4 separate regions of the Homo sapiens genome follow, and all the other regions are linked to region 1. Evidence: chromatin loops called from intact Hi-C (ENCODE). Cell type or tissue: GM12878. All regions are shown on one strand. Region 1 holds the start of LOC105376601 (a long non-coding RNA gene). Region 2 overlaps LOC105376600 (a long non-coding RNA gene). Region 3 holds the start of LOC124902651 (a long non-coding RNA gene). Region 4 has its middle 32 kb from the start of SLC5A12.

Region 1 (5,000 bases):
AATGCCTTGGCAATGCTGAATCAGCTCTTCTACCCACTGACTTCACTCCCAGACCTATGGAATCAGAATTTGCATTTTAATGAGAACTCCAGTGATTTCCATGTACACTAAAATTTGAGAAGTCCTAAACTGGGCAACAATGATTCTGTTGTCCACCTCCTGACCTTCCCCACCTGATATGGATTGGATGCTTGTCCCCTCCAAATCACATGTTGAAATGTGGCCTCCGGTGTTGGAGGTGGGCCTAGTGGGAGGTGTTTGAGTCATGGGGGTGGATGCCTCATGAATGACTTGCCGCTGCTGTCCTCACAGTAATGAGTGAGTTTTCTCTGAGTTCACAAGAGAACTGGTTGTTTAAAACAACCTAGCACCTCCTCCCCCCTCTCTCTTGCTTCCTCTCACGCTTCCATGTGACATGCTGGCTCTCCATCTCCTTCTTCCATGATTATAAGCTTCTTGAGGCCCTCACCAGAGCAAATGCTGGCATTATGCTTCATGTATAGCCAGCAGAACAATGAGCCAAATAAATCTCTTTTCTTTGTAAGTTACCCAGTCTTGGGTATTCCTTTATAGCAGCATAAAGGGACTTATACACCACTTGAAAGCTTTAAGAAGAAACAGCCTCTGAAAAACAAAAAAAGGAGAAAATTACTTGGACTATAATCATGAATGGAATCATTGATCAATCCATTTGCCTTGTTCTAGAAAATTTCCTATTGCTAACATGGTGCAGGCATGCTTTAACTGGGCTAGCAGAGCCTCTGGCTTGTTCTGACCCAAGTCAGCTGATTAGTCTCAGGTAGTTATTACACTTCAGGGGAAAGGAGAGGAAAGCCTTAAACAAGCGCCTTGACAAAGAAAGGCAGCTGTTTCTCATAAACTGCAATGAACAAGCCTAGCTAGGCTTCATTCATCCTTTATAACCTTCAGTCTCCTGCCTTTGTCAACAGAGAGAAATCCCTTCCTGCTGGGATGACTTTGGAGACACTAATAGCTGCAACGCAAGCTCGAGCTTGAATGGTAGTAAAGAAGAGCTTATTGCACCTCCACGTATGATAAATACACAAAACAAATATAAAGTATTTCCAAAAATACTTGCTGAATTCAAAAAGGCCATTCACTGTAGGAAATACCATAGATTTAATAATAGCTCTTCAGGAGGGGTAGTCAATGCTTCTTTAAATGAGACACAGACATGTCCCTGTTTTTAAAAAAAGTTAAATTAAGGAGGGGAGGGTTTGTGGGAGTATATCTTAGAATCAAGGAAACTTGGCAGATCAGTGCTTGACCATTTCATTGGCCAGTTTTGCTAACAAACATTAGCAATTAAGTTTTTACATTGCTTCCTGCAAATGTATGTGAAAAAATGAAGTTCACTGTTTTTTGAAGGCATTTGTTATACTGCAGAATGAAAACACAATCTGAAGGGCCATAAAGAGAAATATCAAGACTCCACCTTCTCCAGATACATTTGGGTTGAAAATTAGATAAATCTAGGGGCTTTGTGCTCCTGCAAAACACTGCCTTTCACGATCTGGGGCCTGAGTCTAATCACCTAATGTCCCATACTTGATAAGGAATGCCCATCAGACCATGAGTGTATACATGTGGAGTACATGGGATAGTATTGGTCAGAATCAGAGAGAAAAACTGAGGCCCCAAAGGGGGACAAATATTGTCTCCAAAATACACAACGAGTCAGTGAAATTCTGATTCCCTGAAGTACAAGTTCAGTATCTTTTTTAAAAAAAAGATGGAGTCTCACCCTGTCACCTAGGCTGGAGTGCCGTGATGCGATCTCAGCTCACTGTAACCTCCACCTCCCAGGTTCAAGCAATTCTCCCACCTCAGCCTCCCAAGTAGCTGGGAATACATGTGCACACCACCATGACCAGCTAATTTTTGGTATTTTTAGTAGAGACAAGGTTTCACCATGTTGGCCAGGCTGGTCTCAAACTCCTGACCTAAAGTAATCCATCTACCTCAGACTCCCAAATTGTTGGGATTACAGGTGTGAGCCACCACACCCAGCCTAAGTCCAGTATGTTTCATTCTCTCATACCTCCTCCTTCAGACCATCCTGGGGTCCTCTGATGTAACAGTCAAGCTCTTTTCAAATGAGTAAGATTCCTCCCACTCTAGCACTAGCAGGAGGAAAACACACCAGTTAAGAACTTCAGAAGGTCCCAATAGGACATCGAAAGCCAAAGTTAGACAATGTACTTCCCCTGTCCTGCCTGGATACAAAAATCCTCTAACAGCATTACCATGTGCCATGGAATTTACAATGGATTGTTTTTGCTAATGGAAAAGTACTTTCTTCCTATGGCCTTCTGGAAAATTGTGTTTTCTACTTTCTTTTTCTTGCTGTTAAATTAATTCTACATAAATATTAGGATTTTCAACAAGCTAAATTTATCATAGAGAAAGTTAAAAGGAAGAATCCTGTGGGTTAATGGGTGGGAAAATCTATGTCACAAGGAACTGTGGTCATATTTGCTTTTATAGACCTTTCTCTGAATTTTCTAAAAAATCGAAGTGGATATTTATAAAGCGCAAGTTTTTTAAAGAATTACTTCTCATAGAGGCCTCAAGCTTTCAAGAATAAGTATCACTAGCTTATTCTTCCCCTGAATGCTAAGGCTCCCTCTAGTGACCAAGAACATACACCAACTACAGGTATGAGAGTAAACATCTCTTGCTTTTAGATAACGCCTTGAAGTTTCAATAGCATTTTCACACACATCTGATCATTTAAAATAAGGCCACATGAAGTATGGTTTCCTCCATTTAAAAGGTAGGCAAACTGAGGCTGAAATGGGACCGACACTTATGCAAGGTCACATGGCTGGTAACTAGGAAACCAGAGCTAGAGATCAGGTCTGCTGACTCCTAGGCCCTATTGCTCTGTTGCACTGCCTCATATTCTATGGCAATTACATAAAGTCATGGTCATAGTCCGTTTTATGTGGCTTATAACAGAATAACTGAAACTGGGTAATTTATAAAGAAAAATAACTTATTTCTTACAGTTATGAAGGCTAAGAACTCCAAGGTTGAGGGGCCATATCTGGTGAGAGCCTTCTTGCTGGTGGGGACTCTCTGCAGAGTCCCAGGGTGGCACAGGGCATCACATGACAGGGAGGGCTGAGAAGGCTAGCTCCAGTCTCTATTCCTCTTCTTATAAAGCCACCAGTCCCACTCCCGTGATAACCCATTAACCCACTAATTCATTAATCTACGAATGGATTAATCCATTCACAAGGGCAGAGTTTTCATGATCCAATCACCTTTTAATGACCCTACTTCTCAATATTGCCACATCAGGGATCAAAGTTCAACATGAGTTTTGGAGGGGATAAATATTCACACCATAGTGATTATCCATGAATACTGTCATAAATGCTACTATCCTTTCTACCTTCATGAAATCACTTTCAGGGAATTTATGGAAGTGATTCTTGATTTTCAAGGGATCCCATTAGAAATCAGATGAGAGTTATGAACCCATACTTACAAATGTTTCCATACAATATCAGGAAATTTGTGGACCACATTGAAGGGCGTCCACTGATCCTCCATGACTCCAAGGACCCCAAGTTAAGAACCCATCAATAACTACTGGTTACAATCTTGAGATGTCAAGAACCCAAGGAAGTTTAACTTTGTAGCTCTTACTCTTTCCCTTAATTATGGTGTTTTCCATGCTTATCCAGTTATCTTTTCAGCCCATTATTCAGAGTATTTTCAAAGAATGAATAAATCAGTGTATATTCACTAACATTTAAGAAAAAGTCTGTGGATATTGCAATCAAGGAAGGCATTCTAGCATTCCCACAGGCATGTCTAGGATTAGTAGCAAATTGAGACGTTTCTAGGAAAGTAGCAATTTGGAAGCATTTTTTTCAAATGTAGGAGCACACCACAGTCTCACTGGCTAGCTCTGTGAAGAGCCTAAACAAGCAACACAGTGAATATAGGAAGAGCTTTTTTCAGTCAACAAAACCCAGCACTGACTAAATTCTTAGCTCTTTTCATCCTGGCATTTCTTTTTTTTTTAATTGTTTAATTTTATATATATATATTTTTATTATACTTTAAGTTCTAGGGTACATGTGCACAACGTGCAGGTTTGTTGCATATGTATACATGTGTCATGTTGGTGTGCTGCACCCATTAACTCGTCATTTACATTAGGTACATCCTGGCATTTCTAATGGCTTTGGAAAAGCGTGAATGAACAGTGACTAATTCACTAATTAACATGAGTCTCTTCCAGGTAAGCTCCACGAGGGTAGGGAGCATGTTTATATTGTTCATTCAAATTCTGGACACCAAACACCACCCTCGACACTAGTGCACACTCAACAAATATTTAATGAATGAATATGTGAATGGTCCTCATTGAGTCAGCCCCTCTGGGAACCCACTCATTTCCCCCTAATCAATGGCCTCTGGTTATCTGGGCTTGTTATCTATCTGTATCTATCTGTATGTAGGGTTATCTAGAACTCTACATATAGACAACCTCAGGCTCTGGATACTGGGCCACTCTTATGAAAAGTTCTGTTCTTTACCCCGTGATCCTCTCCTGCAGTCTAGATTGGGTGACAAACCAACCTAAGCAATAACAACAGCTTCCTACCTTAAACCTCCCAGAAATGGTGTCACAGTTTAAAAGGGATATTTTAAAATGTGAGTAAAAATGCAAGATTCTAATGACTAGAAGAACATTTCAATATCAAGGCAGACCCCTAAGTGTTCCTCTGAATTAGGAAGGTTTTTTTTGGATCTTCTTATGTACTGCCTACTCATCATGCCTTTGCATGTGTCTGAGCTTCTATCATACAACTTTCCTGAGTTTTTCATAGACTCTGCCCACCTACTACAATGTCACCTCAAAAATGTCTTTTCCAGCTCCCCTGGTTGGCAACTCCTGCTTGTTTCCATAGCAGAGTTCATACCTTTATGACTGTGCTATGATACTATCATGATTATAT
Region 2 (5,000 bases), 62 kb before region 1:
ACCTGGCCAACAGCTTCCTTCTCACTCTCCACCCCCGAGTTTGTCGCTGGTTTTACTCTGTGCCGCCTCTTCCACCTTGCTTGTTGTTTGTTTGCTGTAGTATAACCATTGTTTCCCTGCATTTCCCAAAGTGCAGGACATGCTCCACTGTTGGACCTGAGGCAAATTTTTGTGGAATATCAATAATTTTGGATGATAACAGAGAAAAATGACACCGAACCACGTGGTAAGGAAGTTATTATTTTCAGTTCTCTGCAAACTCTACTGATTACACCAGGAGAAAGCCTCAGTCTGGAGCTGATGTATCTTTCTCCTCTTGCTAATAAACCTCCAGCTCAGAGCCTGAGTCAGGTAATTCCATCATCACCATCGTCATCATGATCATAAAAAAATAATGTTACTTGGCTGGGTGCAGTGGTTCACACACCTGTAATCCCAGCACTTGGGAGGCCAAGGTGGGCAGATCGCCTGAGGTCAGGAGTTTGAGACCAGACTGGCCAACATGGTGAAACCCCGTCTCTACTAAAAATACAAAAATTAGCCTGGTGTGGTGGCTCACACCTGTAATCCCAGCTACTCGGGAGGCTGAGGCAGGAGAATTGCTTGAACTCGGGAGGCAGAGGTTGCAGTGAGCTAAGATCATGCCACTGCACTCCAGCCTGGGTGACAGAGTAAGACTCTGTCTCAAAAAAAAAAAAAAAAAGATACTTAAATTCACACAGTGCTTTCTGTGTGCCTGGCAGTGTTATAAGCACTTTACATATATTTACACATATTAATTCACTTAGCCTCACAACTCTACGAAGTAGACTCATTCCCAGTTTAAAGATAAAGACCCTGAGGCACAGAAGAATTATGTGACTTGCTCATGGTCACTTGGCTGGAAAGTCAGAGAACCAGGATTCAAACCTAGACAGCGTATACAGAGCAGGTGCCCTTTAACCACAGTGATGCTGTGCTGGGGTTTAGCAATACTGTTTTGTTTTCATGTGATTTGTTGTTACCCTCTTCTTATATTTTTGGCAAATGTCTTTGTCTGTTTGGGCTGCTATCACAAAATATCATAAACTAGGTAGCTTATAGACAACAGAAATATATTTCCCACCATTCTGGAGGCTGAGGTATCCAAGATGAAGACACTGGCAGATTCACTGTCTGGGGAGGGCCCATCTCCTGTTTCATGAATGGCACCTTCTCACTGCATCCTCATAGGGTGGAAGAGACAACCTAACACTTGAGGTGTCTTTTATGAAGGCACTCATCCTACTCATGAGGGCTCCACTCTCATGACCTAATAACCTCCCAAAGGCCTTACCTGTTGGGATTTCAACATACAAATTTTGGGAGGACACAAGCATTCAGACCGTAGCAGCAAGCATATTTATTTCCTGCTTATCTGGTGATAAAAAGTCTCTCTCTCTCTCTCCCTCCCTCGCTCTCTTTTTTTTTTCTTTTTCTTTTTCTTTTGAGACGGAGTTTTGCTCTTGTTGCTCAGGCTGGAGTGCAATGGCACGATCTTGGCTCACTGCAACCTCTGCCTCCCAGATTCAAGTGATTTTCCTGTCTCAGCCTCCTGAGTAGCTGGGATTACAGGCGTATGCTACCACACCCAGCTAATTTTTGTACTTTTAGTAGAGATAAGGTTTCATCACATTGTTCAGGCTGGTCTCAAACTCCTGACCTCAGGTGATCCGCCCGCCTCGGCCTCCCAAAGTGCTGGGATTACAGGCATGAGCCGCCGTGCCCGGCCCCTTCCTCTTTTTTATCTGAATTAAATAATGTATGGTTAAAAAGTGAAGCAAGTTAAGCACAAGTATTAAATGTATAATAATGGTAGAGCTGGTTCTTAGCTTTAACAACTGTGAAGATGGTATGCATCTGACTAGTGCTTGGGATAACTAGTCTAAGTAGACCGTAAGTTTCTCAAGGCAGCTTTCTGTCTGTGTCAGAAGGGTCCAGCCAGGGAACAGATGGCACACTGAAAGGGTTAGCTGGAAAGGGTGTAACAAAGGCCATATTTATAGCTGTGTGGGCAGGCAGCACAAGGGAACAACAGAGGTAGCGGCTTGCCAGGGACTAGCCACAGAGTGAGAGGCTCTTACCACCCTGAAAGGGACAAAGGGAGAAAATATTATTACCAGATTGTGACGAGAGCTATAGCCTGCTGTAACAGTGGAAGAGGGGTGGCCCAACAGAAGTTTTAGCCAGAGCAGACCAGCTATACAATTAGTCAGGTGGCACCAACCTGTTTCTCCTATGACCCTCCAATCCCTTTCTTGCCAGCACTTGCCAGAGATGGACTCCAACTGGAGGCCAGAAAGCAGAAGAGCCTGGAAATGCCATCTATGAAGGTCGGCCTCTGAGCAGCCCAGAGAAAAGCAGAAATGAGACTGGGGCAGCCAAGAGTGAATAACCAGCACGGTAGCTGACGCAGTGCGGTACACAAAGGGCGCGCTTCCAGTAAGACCTCAAGGCCCATGTGCTGCTTTGAATTCAACTGAACCGAATGGAGAAACTGGTTGCAAGTAAAGGGTGTTATGTGGTAAAGGCAACTGGACCCTGGACCGCTAGGGTTTCACTTCCAGCTTATCTAGACAAGTGAATCATCAGATTTCACAGCCCTCTTGGGGCTTGAATCACACATGTGCGGGAGGAGCTGCATTGCTGGTGCATGTGAAGTGTTTCAAGCTGTAATTATATCCTTCACCTCCTCAGAGTGTCTAGACTAGATTACGAAGGCTGGGGAAAAAAAAAAATGACTGCAGCTTTCTGTGGTCCTCAAACAAGTGGGAATTCCTGGCTGGGGCCCTTTTCCCAGAGTACACAGGAGCAAATCCCCAGAAGCAGCAGCAGCAGCAGCAGCAGCAGCAGTAGCCTTGGCTTGAAGGATGAAGATTAAAAGGGAAAAGAGGTACCACTGCCTTTAAAAGTCTCCATAGGAAAGAGACTCCAGTCAAGCACTAGCGGTAGAAATATGAAGCAACCCTGCTGTTCCTCTGCAGGAAAAGTTTTTAAATAACTTCTTATTAGTAATATTAATATTAATGATAATACTGAATCTTCATAGCACATTTATTATATACTGAACACTATGGTAGCATTTTACGTACTTTGCTTCATTTAATTTCCACAATCGCCCTGAGAAGTAACATTAACCCTATTTTTAAAAACAGAAAAATGATGCTTAGAAAGGCAAACAGAATATGGTCTTAGCTGCAGTTGATTGAACATTTATTATGTGCTTGCCATAGGGCTGGGTATCCCAGCAGTTCTCAAAGTGCAGTTCGTGGACCTCTCTGAGTTCCCAGCACCCTTACAGGAGATCTACAAGGTCAAAACAATATTCATAAAAACAATAAAACAGCGTTTGCCTTTTCCACTGTATTTACATTTGCACTGCTGATGGGAAAACTGCCAGCACCATAGCACAAATCAAGGCAGTGCACCAAACTGCACTAGTAGTCATTGAATTCTTCAAGGCCACCCACTTGTGGTAGAAAAATGTGGCCATTCATATAAGCATGACTTTGATGAAGCAGAATCATTTTTAATTTTATTAAATTTTAACCCTTGAGCACATGAACATCTTTTTAAGATTCTGCACGAGGAAACAGGAAGAACTCATAAGGCATGTCTAAGTACCATGGTTGTCTCAAAGAAAAGGCACCTGCACAGTTGTTGAGTTGCAATCTGAACTAAGCTCGGTATTCATAGATCACCATTTCTACTTGAAAGAACAAAAGAGAAATTATGGGTGTTCAGACTCTGGTAGTTGGCAGACATGTTCTCAAAACTTAACTAAGTGAGCCTCTTACTTCAAAGAAAACAGCTTAGCCGGGCACAGTGGCTCACGCTTGTAATCCCAGCACTTTTGGAGGCCTAGGTGGGTAGATCATGAGGTCAGGAGCTCAAGACCAGCCTGGCCAACATGCTGAAACCCCGTCTCTACTAAAAATACAAAAATTAATCTGGTGTGGTGGTGCATGCCTGTAGTCCCAGCTACTCGGGAGGCAGAGGCAGGAGAATCACTTGAACCTGGGAGGCGGAGGTTGCAGTGAGCCGAGATTGTGCCATTGCAGTCCAGCCTGGGTGACAGAGCAAAACTCTGTCGAAAGAAAGAAAGAAGAAAGAGAGGAAGGAAGGAAGGGAGGGAGGGAGGAAGGAAGGAAGGAAGGGAGGGAGGGAGGGATGAAGGAAGGAAGGAAGGAAGGAAGGAAGGGAGAGAGGAAGGAAGGAAGGAAACAGCAGACCATGTTTGTTGCCAATGGTAACATTTGAACTTCCATGTGAAGATTAGAATTTTGGAAAATATATATGTTACTGTTAACTCATCAGCTTCCCAATATATTAAGACTTTTCTGTTCAGATCTGTGCTGGCATTAAAGAATGTGATCCTTTGATAGTGTATAAGGCAATGTGTCAACATTTGGAAGATTTGTATAATTCAGTGAACCAATATTTTTTAAATGTCCACAGTATCATACTGCAAAATCATGCACAGGTAAACGTTCATTCAAAGCATAAAATGGCCAGTGGATTTTAAGGTAACATAGCATGAAAATTTCATTTGCATAGTTTCAGGTTCCATATTATAACTACCTTTTAAGAAACTGGCAGTCAAGTTTTGATGTAGTATCAAAAAAATGCTTTTTTTTTTTTTTTGAGACAGAGTCTCACTCTGTCACCCAGGTTGGAGTGCAGTGGTGCGATCTCGGCTCACTGCAAGCTCTGCCTCCCAGGTTCACGCCTTTCTCCTGCCTCAGCCTCCCAAGTAACTGGGACTACAGGCACCCGCCACCATGCCCAGCTAATTTTTTCTGTTTTTTAGCAGAGGCAGGGTTTCACCGTGTTAGACAGGATGGTCTGGATCTCCTGACCTCATGATCCGCTTGCCTCGGCCTCCCAAAGTGCTGGGATTACAGGCGTGAGCCACCACGCCCGGCCCAAAAAAAGACTATTAAATCACACCTCTTTTTTCCAAATGCATATCGGCATGAAGC
Region 3 (5,000 bases), 92 kb before region 1:
GTGGAACAGAATATATTTTATTTTATTGTCTCCCATTCCAACGGAGCTAACACTAGCCTTGTTTGTGTCAAGGAACCCAAACATTATCATTCAAAGGCCGTATTCACAAACGAAGTGGGATGGCCATAAAACTGATGACCTTGCTGCTTCTGGAATCTCATAAAAAGTTTCCAAGCTGCTCCTCCCCAGAGCAAATAAGGGCGTTGCAGTTGCTAGTCCCCTGGCAGGGTTCCAGCTGGGGCTATTACATTCCTCCCTCATAAATACAGACTTGTCGGCCTGACAGGGTGCTTAACTCTGGAGGTGCTGCTGTGTTTGGAGCATTTAAACCCAGAGGCAGGGGCGACGCAGAAAAAAAAAAGGCATCAGAGTTGTCGGGGAGCAGGTAGGGAATGGTGAAAAGAGGCAACACTGATTGAGAAGATGTCATGTGCCAGGCACTGTGCAAATGATTATGTATGCATTTTCTCATTCAAGCTTTGTAACTTATTCATAGGCCAGCCCTCAGTGGAAAGCGTTAACCCATGTGCCCATGTATTGAAGGTCAAAAGACACATGCCAACTACATTTGGCATTTTTGTTGGGGTCACAGTGGATATTGTTTATTAACTGTGTGTGTTTCCCAATGGTCTTTGTGGTGGAAATGGCCCACTGATACAAATGCAAGAGCCAATGGGCCATGTGTCTGGGTAGGGCTTCCAGGAATCTATTGTTTGAAGCTCTTTGAATGATGATGATGTGAAACTTAGAAGAACCATTTTATGATCAAAAGGGTGGGCCGGGCGTGGTGGCTTACGCCTGTAATCCCAGCACTTTGGGAGGCTGAGGCGGGCAGATTACCTGAGGTCAGGAGTTTGAGAGCAGCCTGGTCAACATGGTGAAACCCCGTCTTTACTAAAAATACAAAGATTAGCCAGGCATGGTGGTGTGTGCTTGTAATTCCAGCTATTTGGGAAGCTGAGACAGGAGAATCGCTTGAACCCAGGAGGTAGAGGTTGCAGTGAGCCGAGACCACGCCACTGCACTCCAACCTCGGCAACAAGAGTGAAACTCTGTCTCAAAAAACAAACAAAAAAAAAAAAGTGGGGTGAAAAATGGCAAAACACACAGAAGAGGCTGAAATATGGATAGCACCATGGATACGTTCCCTCACCCCAATCTGCCTGTGCTGGGCTCCTTGTCACCATGAAAAAATAAACCCTTCCTTGTTATGCTGGACACTCTAAGGTGGCCCCCATGATCCCCACCTGCTGGTGGTCATGTCTGTATGTGCTCCACTCCCCTTGAATATGGGTAGGGCCTGTGACTTGCTTCTAACCAGTGTGGCAAAGGGGACGGAATGTGACTCTGCTGCTTATGTCATGTTATGCAAAGCTTCTTCTTAGCAGGCTTACTCTCGAGATTCTCCCTGCTGACCTGATGAAGTAAGCAGCCTTGTCGGGAAAGCCTACATGGCAAGGAACTGCAAATGGCCTCTAGGAACTGTGAGTGGCCTTTAGGAGCTGAAGTTGGCCTCCAATCAGCAAGAAGCCAGGGCACTTAGTCCTACTGCAGCAAGGAAATACATTCTGCCAACCATCTGAATGAGCTTGGAAGTGGATTCTTCCCAAGCCAAGCCTCCATATAAGAATGCAGCCCACCTGACACATTCATAACAGCTGAGCAGAGGACCCAATTAAACCGTGCCTGGACTCTTCATCCACAGAAACTTCGAGATAATCAATGCATGTTGCGTTAAGCCATGACGTTTGTGATAATTCGTTATGCAGCAATAAATGACTAACACACTCCTTTACACAGCTCTAGTCAGCTTTTCTTTATGTGCAGCCAAACTGATACATAGTTGGTGGATACACAGATGATCATCTAGGGAGACCTCCCAAAATGGGAGGAACGGGAACTGATGCTTAGAGAAGGTAGAAGAGCAGGGATTGTCAGCAACTGAAGAGACAGCTGCAGTCTTAGACATTTTTCTCCCAAGAGAAAAATTGGGTATTCTCATTCAGAAGGCCTTTAGCTGCTAACTATGTAGATGCTCTCCAAAATACCATAAGTGATTAAGAACTAGGAAAAAGAAAGTTTGTTTGATAAACCTTTGGAGTAAGTCTTTCACTGATTAAGGTAGGAGAGTAGCAGTTTCTTTTGATATTCAAGGCTCTTTGTAAGCAATTGGCTGCCTTCCATTCAATTATCAAGATGTGCCATAATTTACCAAGTCCTTCCTCTAATCGCAGACTATTTGAGATGCCTTCCATCTCTAAGATTTTTTTTCTTTGAGACGGAGTTTCACTCTTGTTGCCTAGGCTGGAATGCAATGGCACGATCTTGGCTCACGGCAACCCCCACCTCCCAGGTTCAAGTGATTCTCCTGCCTCAGCCTCCCAAGTAGCTGGGATTACAGGCAGCAGCCACCATGCCTGGCTAGTTTTTAAAATATCTTTAGTAGAGACGGGGTTTCACCACGTTGGTCAGGCTGGTTTTGAACACCTGACCTCGAATGATCTGCCTGCCTCGGCCTCCCAAAGTGCTGGGGTTACAGGCGTGAGCCACTGCGCCTGGCCCCATCTCTAAGATTTTTAGATTTGTTGGAAATAGTTATGAAATCCGAACATAGCAATACAATACCAGCTGGCATCTTATGAGCACTTACTCTGCAAAGTGCTGTGTCAAGCCCTTCACTTGGATTATCTCTTTCATGCTCACATCCATCTTGCAAGGTAGGAATGATTATTACCCCCACAAGACAGAAGAGAATACTGAGACTCAGAAAGGTTCAGCAGCCAGCCAGAAGGGGGCGGGGTTCAAACGCAGGCAGCAGCCTCCATACCCAAGGTGTTTAAACACTAGGTTATTCATTCAGTTGTAAAAGATGGAAAATAGAGAAAAATAGTAATAAAAAGGGGAAGGGAAAATTTTCCTTTACTCCAAACACCTAAGAACAACCACAGATAACTTTCTGATATATTTCCTAACAACACAGAAATTAGACTAAATATACAAATGTGTATCCTGTGTCTATTTTTTCAGTTATTGTAATGCTTTCAAGGCTCCTTGTAAGAACTGGCCACCTTCTATTCCATTGTCAAGATGTGCCATAATTTGCCAAGACCTTCCCCTAACAACAGACAATTTGAGATGCTTTCCATCTAGGGCTATTACTAATAAAGCTGCACTAAGCATCTTTGTGCATAAAGATTTTTCCACATTTGGAGTTTCCATATGAGGGTAGAATCCCCCAAGTGGTATGATCGAATCAGAAAGGATGAGTACACACTTAAGGGTATTGACACTCCCTGCTCTGATTGGCTCCAGTTCAACGATGCCACAAGAGGCTTTGGAGACAAGAGAAGGAAGACCTGCATCTCTCAAACAGGAATGGACCCCTCCCATGAACATTCCTGTCTTCAAAAGTGACATGAGGGACTATTTACCTTTAGAAGGCCAGATTTTTATTGTCCTCTGGAATACAGTGCTTCTTCCAGACGCTATAAAATTCAAGCCTAATATTTGGTAAACTTCCCTAGTGTTTGTGTTTCGTAAACTGTCTCCCAGCTGTAGCCTCAGCTCTCTTTATATGTTCCTAAATAAACACCAGGTCCTGCTCACTGCCTTCTGGTCAGAGCAGAACTCTGCTGTCACCCAGCCTCTTGGTTCTCATTGGTACCTACCATATTTTCCATTATTTTATAGATGCTCAAAAGGACAAAAGAAGTTTTTAACCCTACAGGCACAAAAATGTGCTTTGTTTTTTAGGGAAAATAAGTGAAACTTTAAAAAAAAAGTTTATTGTGATGGCTAAATGACCCAGGAAAAGCAGTTCTCATGCCATCTGTTGCAGCTCTGTTTTAAATTAGGATGATGGAGCCAGCTATTTGAATGGAAAGGGACCCTAGGGCACCTAGTAATGAAAATACCTAGCATTTCCTGAATGTTTACTGTGTGCCATGCACTGGGCTAAGTATTTCACATAGATTGTTTCCTATAACCTCAGCACAACCCTATCAGCTAGATAGACTAATTTTTCCTGTTTTACAGATACTGAAACAAAGAGACAGAGAGATAAATAACATTCCAAGGTCCTACAGCTATTTAGCCCTTTCATTAGAGCCACAATACATCTTAGAGACCAGTGAGGTCTTAACTCTGCTCTAGGGCTTCTAGGACCACTGCAGACACAAGGGCTGTCCAAGAAGGGAAAGTCAAAGAGAAAGGCCCCTACCCATCTTACTTTTCTTTCTCCCTGTGGTAGACAGAATAATGGCCTCCCAAAGATGTCCATGTTCTAACCTCTAGAATCTGTGATATGTTATCTTACATGGCAAAAGGAACTTTGCAGATATGACTAAGTTCAGAACTGGGAGACAGGGAGATTATCTAGGATTATCCAAGTGGGGCCAATCTAATTACACAGGACCTTGAAAATAAAGAACCTTTCCCAGCTGTGGTCAGGAGCTGTGACTGTGGAAGAATGATTAGAGAGATGCAATGTTGCTAATTTTGATGATGGAGGAAGGGCCATGAGCCCCAAAAGTGGAATTTCTAGAAACTGGAAAAGGCAAAAAAAAAAAAAAAAAGGCTGCTACCACAGAACCTCCAGAAAGGAATTCAGTCCTGCCAACATCTTGATTTTAGCCCAGTGAAACCCATCTGACTTCTAACCTGTTGAACTATAAAATGATAATCATGTGTTTTGTTTTGTTTTGAGACAGAGTCTCACTCTGTCTCCCAGGCTGGAATGCACTGACGCCATCTTGGCTCACTGCAACTTCTGTCTCCTGGGTTCAAGCAATTCTCATGCCTTGGCCTCCCAAGAAGCTGGGACGACAGGCATGTGCCACCATGCCCGGCTAAGGCTGGTCATGTTGGCCAGGCTGGTCTCAAAGTCCTGGCCTCAAGTGATCTGCCTGCCTTGTCCTCCCAAAGTGCTGGGATTACAGGCATGAGCTACCACGCCCGGTCCAATCGTGTGTTCTTTTGAACGACTTAATTTGTGGTAATTT
Region 4 (5,000 bases), 540 kb before region 1:
CTATGTGTAGCAATAAATATAGATATATTGAGAGAAATGTCATGATGTCATAATTAAAGACAATATAAGTTTCATTGTACTAATTCTTGTGAGCCTTGTTTAACTCATCATTGTGGTAGCCAAAATAGTAGCCCCCTAAAAATGTCCACATTCTATGTGAATATGTTAAGGTGCATGGCAAAGAGTAATTAAGATTGCTGATGGAATTAAGATGGTAAATTAAACTGGAGATAGGCAAATTATCCTAGATTATCCCAGAGGGCTTTATGGAATCACTGGAGTCCTTATAAAAGCAGAAGAGGTACGCAGAACAGGGAGAAAAGGAGAGATGGTGACATGGGAAGGACTTAGCCTGACATCAGTGGCTTTGAAGATGGAGAAAGGGCCCACTAGCCAAGGAATACAGATTGGCTCTAGAAGTTGGAAAAGGCAAGGAAATAGATTCTTCCCTGGAGCCTCTAGAAGGAATGTGACCTGCGACATGCTGATTTTAGCTTAGTGGGACCAATTTCAGACTTTTGACCTAGAGAATTGTGAGATAATAAATTTATTATCTAAGCCACTAAGTTTCTTGAAGTTCTTACAGCAGCAATAGAAAACTGATACACTCCTTTTTTTTCTGTAAAATTAAAGTTTGAAAAAAAGCAGCGTATGTGTAGAATGCTTTCTAAGAACCCCAGCTCTAGAGGCAGGCTGTTGAATCAGGGGAGGTAAAAGATTGTCTAAAGGGTTTGTAATTTTTCGGAAACTTGATTTTTAACACAAATGAAGATGAAGAACTATTCTCAGAGTAGTACAACTGCAAATCAACACAAAATAGAAATAAAATGGAATCAACAGAAAATGAGACAGGAAGAGAGAATAAAGCTTTAGCCTGAGTCTTCTTTGGCATTTGTCAAGAGAGGGACAAAGGAAAAGGAGATAGTTTATATTTACGTATGTATTTATACACATGTAACATTATACATATATTTACTTTATTTACATAGTATGTATTTTATTTATGCTTATTTTATTATATTGCAATTATATATATTATATACATATACACACACACACACACATATAACACCCACACACACATATATATGTGTGTATGTGTACATATTGTATCTTTTGGGATGTGTGAAATGTTGAAAAGGGGACTGAATTCTAGTCTAGCTTTTGTCATCTTAGTTTGGTAAAACTGGGAAATATTGGGCTAGTTCAAAGTTAATTGCGGTTTTTGCCATTAAAAGTAATAATACAAGTGCTCTGAGCTTCAGACTCCTCAACTCTACCAAAAAAAAAAAAAATCACACTTATCTTGATGATTGCTGTGAGAATTAAATGAAAAAGAGTACAAACACCTAAAAGAGGGTTAGTATAAAATGTGTGATCAATATACAGAACCATCAATGCATTTATTATTGTTGCTACTTACACTGGTGCTTCTACTACCGTTGTTGGTACTTGGCTGTATCCACTTTGTTCTTTCATCATTCAGCCCCTCTTCATCAACTACTTTCTATTTTATTTTTATTTCTTTTCTTTTCTTTTGTCCTTAGTAAGATGCCAAAAACACAAGTGTATTTACAGGGCTATGTTCCAAAGTTCCACCTGGGCTGCTATGCTGACACTGCTTTCTTTGTCTGCCTCTTACAGGTAGGCGTTTCTTAACCTCTAGCCCCTGGCCCTCTTTTGTTGTCAAACTATATTTATTTTCTGGATGGCCTTTTTATTCTGATTACTTAAGATACTGTGTCACTATTGAGGACATCTTAATTTACGTATCCAATTGAGTTCCATGTCTAAGTCACATCCTCAAAGTCACAGAAAGGCAGAAATGTAAATTAGACCCTTGAGAGGCTTCTAAGGGAAAGAAGAAAAACTGGGAGGAATGGTGGCTTAAGAAAAATATCGGACGAAGCAAAACTAGTTTTGTCATATTTTTTGCTTTTGTTGTATTTTAGGGATAATGGAGTTTTTAGTACTTTGTATACTAGGAGGAAGTTGCTGAAGAAAATAATCAAAATAAAAGAAAGATGACTGAAGAGGCAAGATATCAGGGGATATTTAGAGGGAGAACTTAGTATGATGTCTGAGTATGATAAGTCAATAAGAACACAAATTCTCAGAATTGAATTTGAAGGAGGAGAGGAGGAGTCAGCTACAGATGCATTGAAAGTTAGAGAAACTCACTTCTTTGAATTTTTTGTTTCCAAAAACTGCAGCCTTCAGGAACTGGTTGACAGTTGGTCATATAGTATGTCTGAGGAGCCTATGTTGGAAGAGATTTGATGTTTTTTTCCAGTAATTTCAATGTTTTAGTAATTTTGATATTGATTATTTGACCAAGGAGCCATCTGCCATCAGATAAAATGACACAAGGCAATTTGAAGCCCACCATGCCTTTTCCTCAAATATTGGAAAAGCAAATGAATAGATGAATATTGTGTGTGTTTGAATAAAGCCTCCAGACACAATTTTTTGCACATGATGAAATTCTAAGACATCTTTATAATATAGTCTCTGTTGGCTTAATACACAGAGACCTTCTGTGTGGCTGCCTCTACCGGGGTCTGGAAAACGTCGTCAGTGTGCAGCAAACACACACAGTAAGATGCACTGTGAATTTCTAAGAGTCTCCAAAGACTGAAGACAGTAAGTCATTCAGAGTCATGTTAATGGCAAAGCTGCCAGAAATGGGCCACACACCCTAATTCAAATGACCCTTTCTTCATAAAAAGTCATAAAAAATGACCGTATAAGAACCCAATTCTTCTCGAATGCATGAATAGGATTTGTATGTATAATCTATGGACTACAGTTTGAAACAAGTCTAATATGACCCAGCTGTGTTGCATAATAAAACTGACAATGAAAGCACGGTCTAAGAGACCACCAGATGGCAGCCTCTTCATGTTTAACTCCTGTGGTTACCCCTAGACCTGCTGGATTTTGTTTATTTTTAGGGCCCAGGACTTCAGAGTAGAGGAAAGGATTAGAAGTAGGAATTCAGTCAAAGGCCACAGACAGGTAAAAAGAAATGGATTTTCTTTTTTAAGTTTGTTTTTTATTTTATTTATTTTGTTTTGTATTCAGAAAGATGCTGAAATCACAAATGTGTTTATAGGGCTCTGCCCCTAAATTGCATCTGGACTGACTGTGTTGGGACTGGTAGACCTCAGGCCAAGCGGGACAGTATGAACCTGGAAAATAAGCAGAATATGTCTCTTTCTGGTGGTGGCAGCCGCCTCAACTCAAAGTCCCTGATTACCCCTGCAAGAAAAATTGTCTCGTACTTGTTTCTTAGGCTTTTAAGTGGTTGAAAAATCACTTTATCTTTTATTTACTTAAAATCCTAATTTTAATTTTTTCCTTTGTTATGCACTTTTAACTTCATAATTTTTCTTAATGAAATTTTAGAAAAGACAAAATGACTTCATTCAATAAACGCAGCAAATGTGTTTAAGTTACTTTTTAAAAAACATTTTATTTTACACGTATACTAAATAAGAAAAAATTTAAACATAAAAAGTGAAAAGAAATAATGAAAATAATATAACGTCATCACCACCCAAATATAAACTCCATAAACTGTTATCTAAAAATCCCATGTCTCTATAAACAGAATTATCTCCAAAACAGGATTTTGCTATATATACTGTTTTGCAGATTTTAAAAATTGACAATGTATCATATACATTTTTCTATATTAAAAATATATTTCCATGCTATAAATTTTAATGGTTATATGGTGCTCTGTAATTATGTCACAGTATGTTCAACTGGGCCTTTACCATAAAAATGTTTTTAAAAAGACTATAATTTTATAAAATCATTAGTTAAGCAGGAGAGTAAGACAGGATAGAAATGAAAAACATGAGCAAAGAAGAGAAATGCAGACAGGCAACGGAGAACCACCCAGGAAAGTTGAGGTCAAAACAGAGGAGAAGTAAAGGACACATGAAAGATAGAAAGGGGTAAAGATAGAGGAAAAGAAGAAAACAGAAATGATCTGCAGTAAACCATCCAGCAAAGACTTGCTTTTGATTTGTGTTACAGGTTTCTGATGATCAACCTTTATCTTTCTACTTTGAAATACTGAGCGGCTGACAACCGCTCTACAGTTGTTCTTTATCTGAAAGGATGGTAAATTTTCACTGAAGGGCACGGTAAAGAAATGTAAACAGCAAATATTAATATTAAAATTGTTCTCTAGTTGCAGCTACAGAACAGAGGAATGCAAACTGATTATTTGGAATTAAGCAGAGGATCAAATCTCCAGGAAAAAAAAAGACAAAAACATTTTCCTATTTCTAGTTCACTTCATAAGCTTGTGAAAAGAACACACTGCCTGGACGTGATGATTTATATGAAATGATGTCCATGAAATACAATTATATCATATTTAAGGTGATGAAATATTATATAGATGTTTAAGGTGATGAAATATTATATAGATAATAAAAATGCATGAGCTTACTCTTTTTAGCACATGTAGACAATAATATGTGCAAGGATACATAGTGACTTGGGACTGACTATAAAATTGGGGACATAAGGGCATGGTAAAAGAATAATTTTGCTTTCTATGCAATATTTTTTACTTAGAATTTTTATAGTAGGGCATGTATTGATTTTTAATAAAAATAAATGAATAAAAAGAGAAAATGTCAGCTCACTGAGCACAAATCACTCATGAACAGAGGGAAGGGGGATGATTCCTCAAAGTGTGTAAATCGTGGCTGACAAGAACAGCCTCTCTGGTCTCACTCCATTGATCGCTTTCTCCAGCAGCCTCAAAAGGCCTTATTCTCAGCTGGTGTCATGCGACTCTCATGTCACAGGACGCATTTTAAGCCTCCCTTGAAGAAAATTCTTTGTAAGGCTTGGATCTAGACCTCTTTCTCTTCAAATAGTTGCAGATGGCAGCCTTAGGTTTCATGAAGGAAGAGGGTAGATTGGCAGACTTGAACAATTAAAATGAGTGGCTTCAGAGGGATTTTTAAATTCTC

What was found. A loop is a pair of places that touch in the nucleus more often than their neighbours do. Peaks named below come from ENCODE experiments on the same cell type or tissue, not always from the same donor. Only the 100,000 strongest peaks of a DNase experiment are listed, where the experiment ranks them.
Region 2: a loop joins it to region 1, with 4 times the contacts of the local background. A loop is called at or near these places in 5 of 110 quality-filtered maps.
Region 3: it touches region 1 in a loop (4-fold over the local background); 26 of 110 quality-filtered maps call a loop at or near these places.
Region 4: it touches region 1 in a loop (2.4-fold over the local background); 3 of 110 quality-filtered maps call a loop at or near these places.

The regions. Positions count from the first base shown.
Region 1 is chr11:27,293,946-27,298,945 of GRCh38, forward strand. LOC105376601 (a long non-coding RNA gene) reads right to left here and starts at 4,045. Exons shown (of 2, transcript XR_931142.3): 1 at 2,063-4,045; 2 at 1-624. In GM12878, a CTCF peak has its summit at 2,658 (motif pointing left); a DNase peak (open chromatin) is centred at 2,673.
Region 2 is chr11:27,231,779-27,236,778 of GRCh38, forward strand. It overlaps LOC105376600 (a long non-coding RNA gene), which reads left to right. Exons shown (of 4, transcript XR_931141.3): 3 at 137-226; 4 at 2,284-3,384. Among named protein-coding and RNA genes, the nearest start is that of BBOX1-AS1, 16 kb to the left of the region's middle. In GM12878, no CTCF peak of the experiment used is centred here; a DNase peak (open chromatin) is centred at 2,513; H3K27ac peaks cover 437 bases.
Region 3 is chr11:27,201,958-27,206,957 of GRCh38, forward strand. All of the region lies in intron 2 of BBOX1-AS1 (BBOX1 antisense RNA 1), which reads right to left. LOC124902651 (a long non-coding RNA gene) reads left to right here and starts at 297. Exons shown (of 2, transcript XR_007062632.1): 1 at 297-385; 2 at 1,389-1,795. In GM12878, a CTCF peak has its summit at 2,791 (motif pointing right); no DNase peak of the experiment used is centred here.
Region 4 is chr11:26,751,179-26,756,178 of GRCh38, forward strand. No RefSeq gene overlaps it. Among named protein-coding and RNA genes, the nearest start is that of SLC5A12, 32 kb to the left of the region's middle. In GM12878, a CTCF peak has its summit at 2,868 (motif pointing right); no DNase peak of the experiment used is centred here.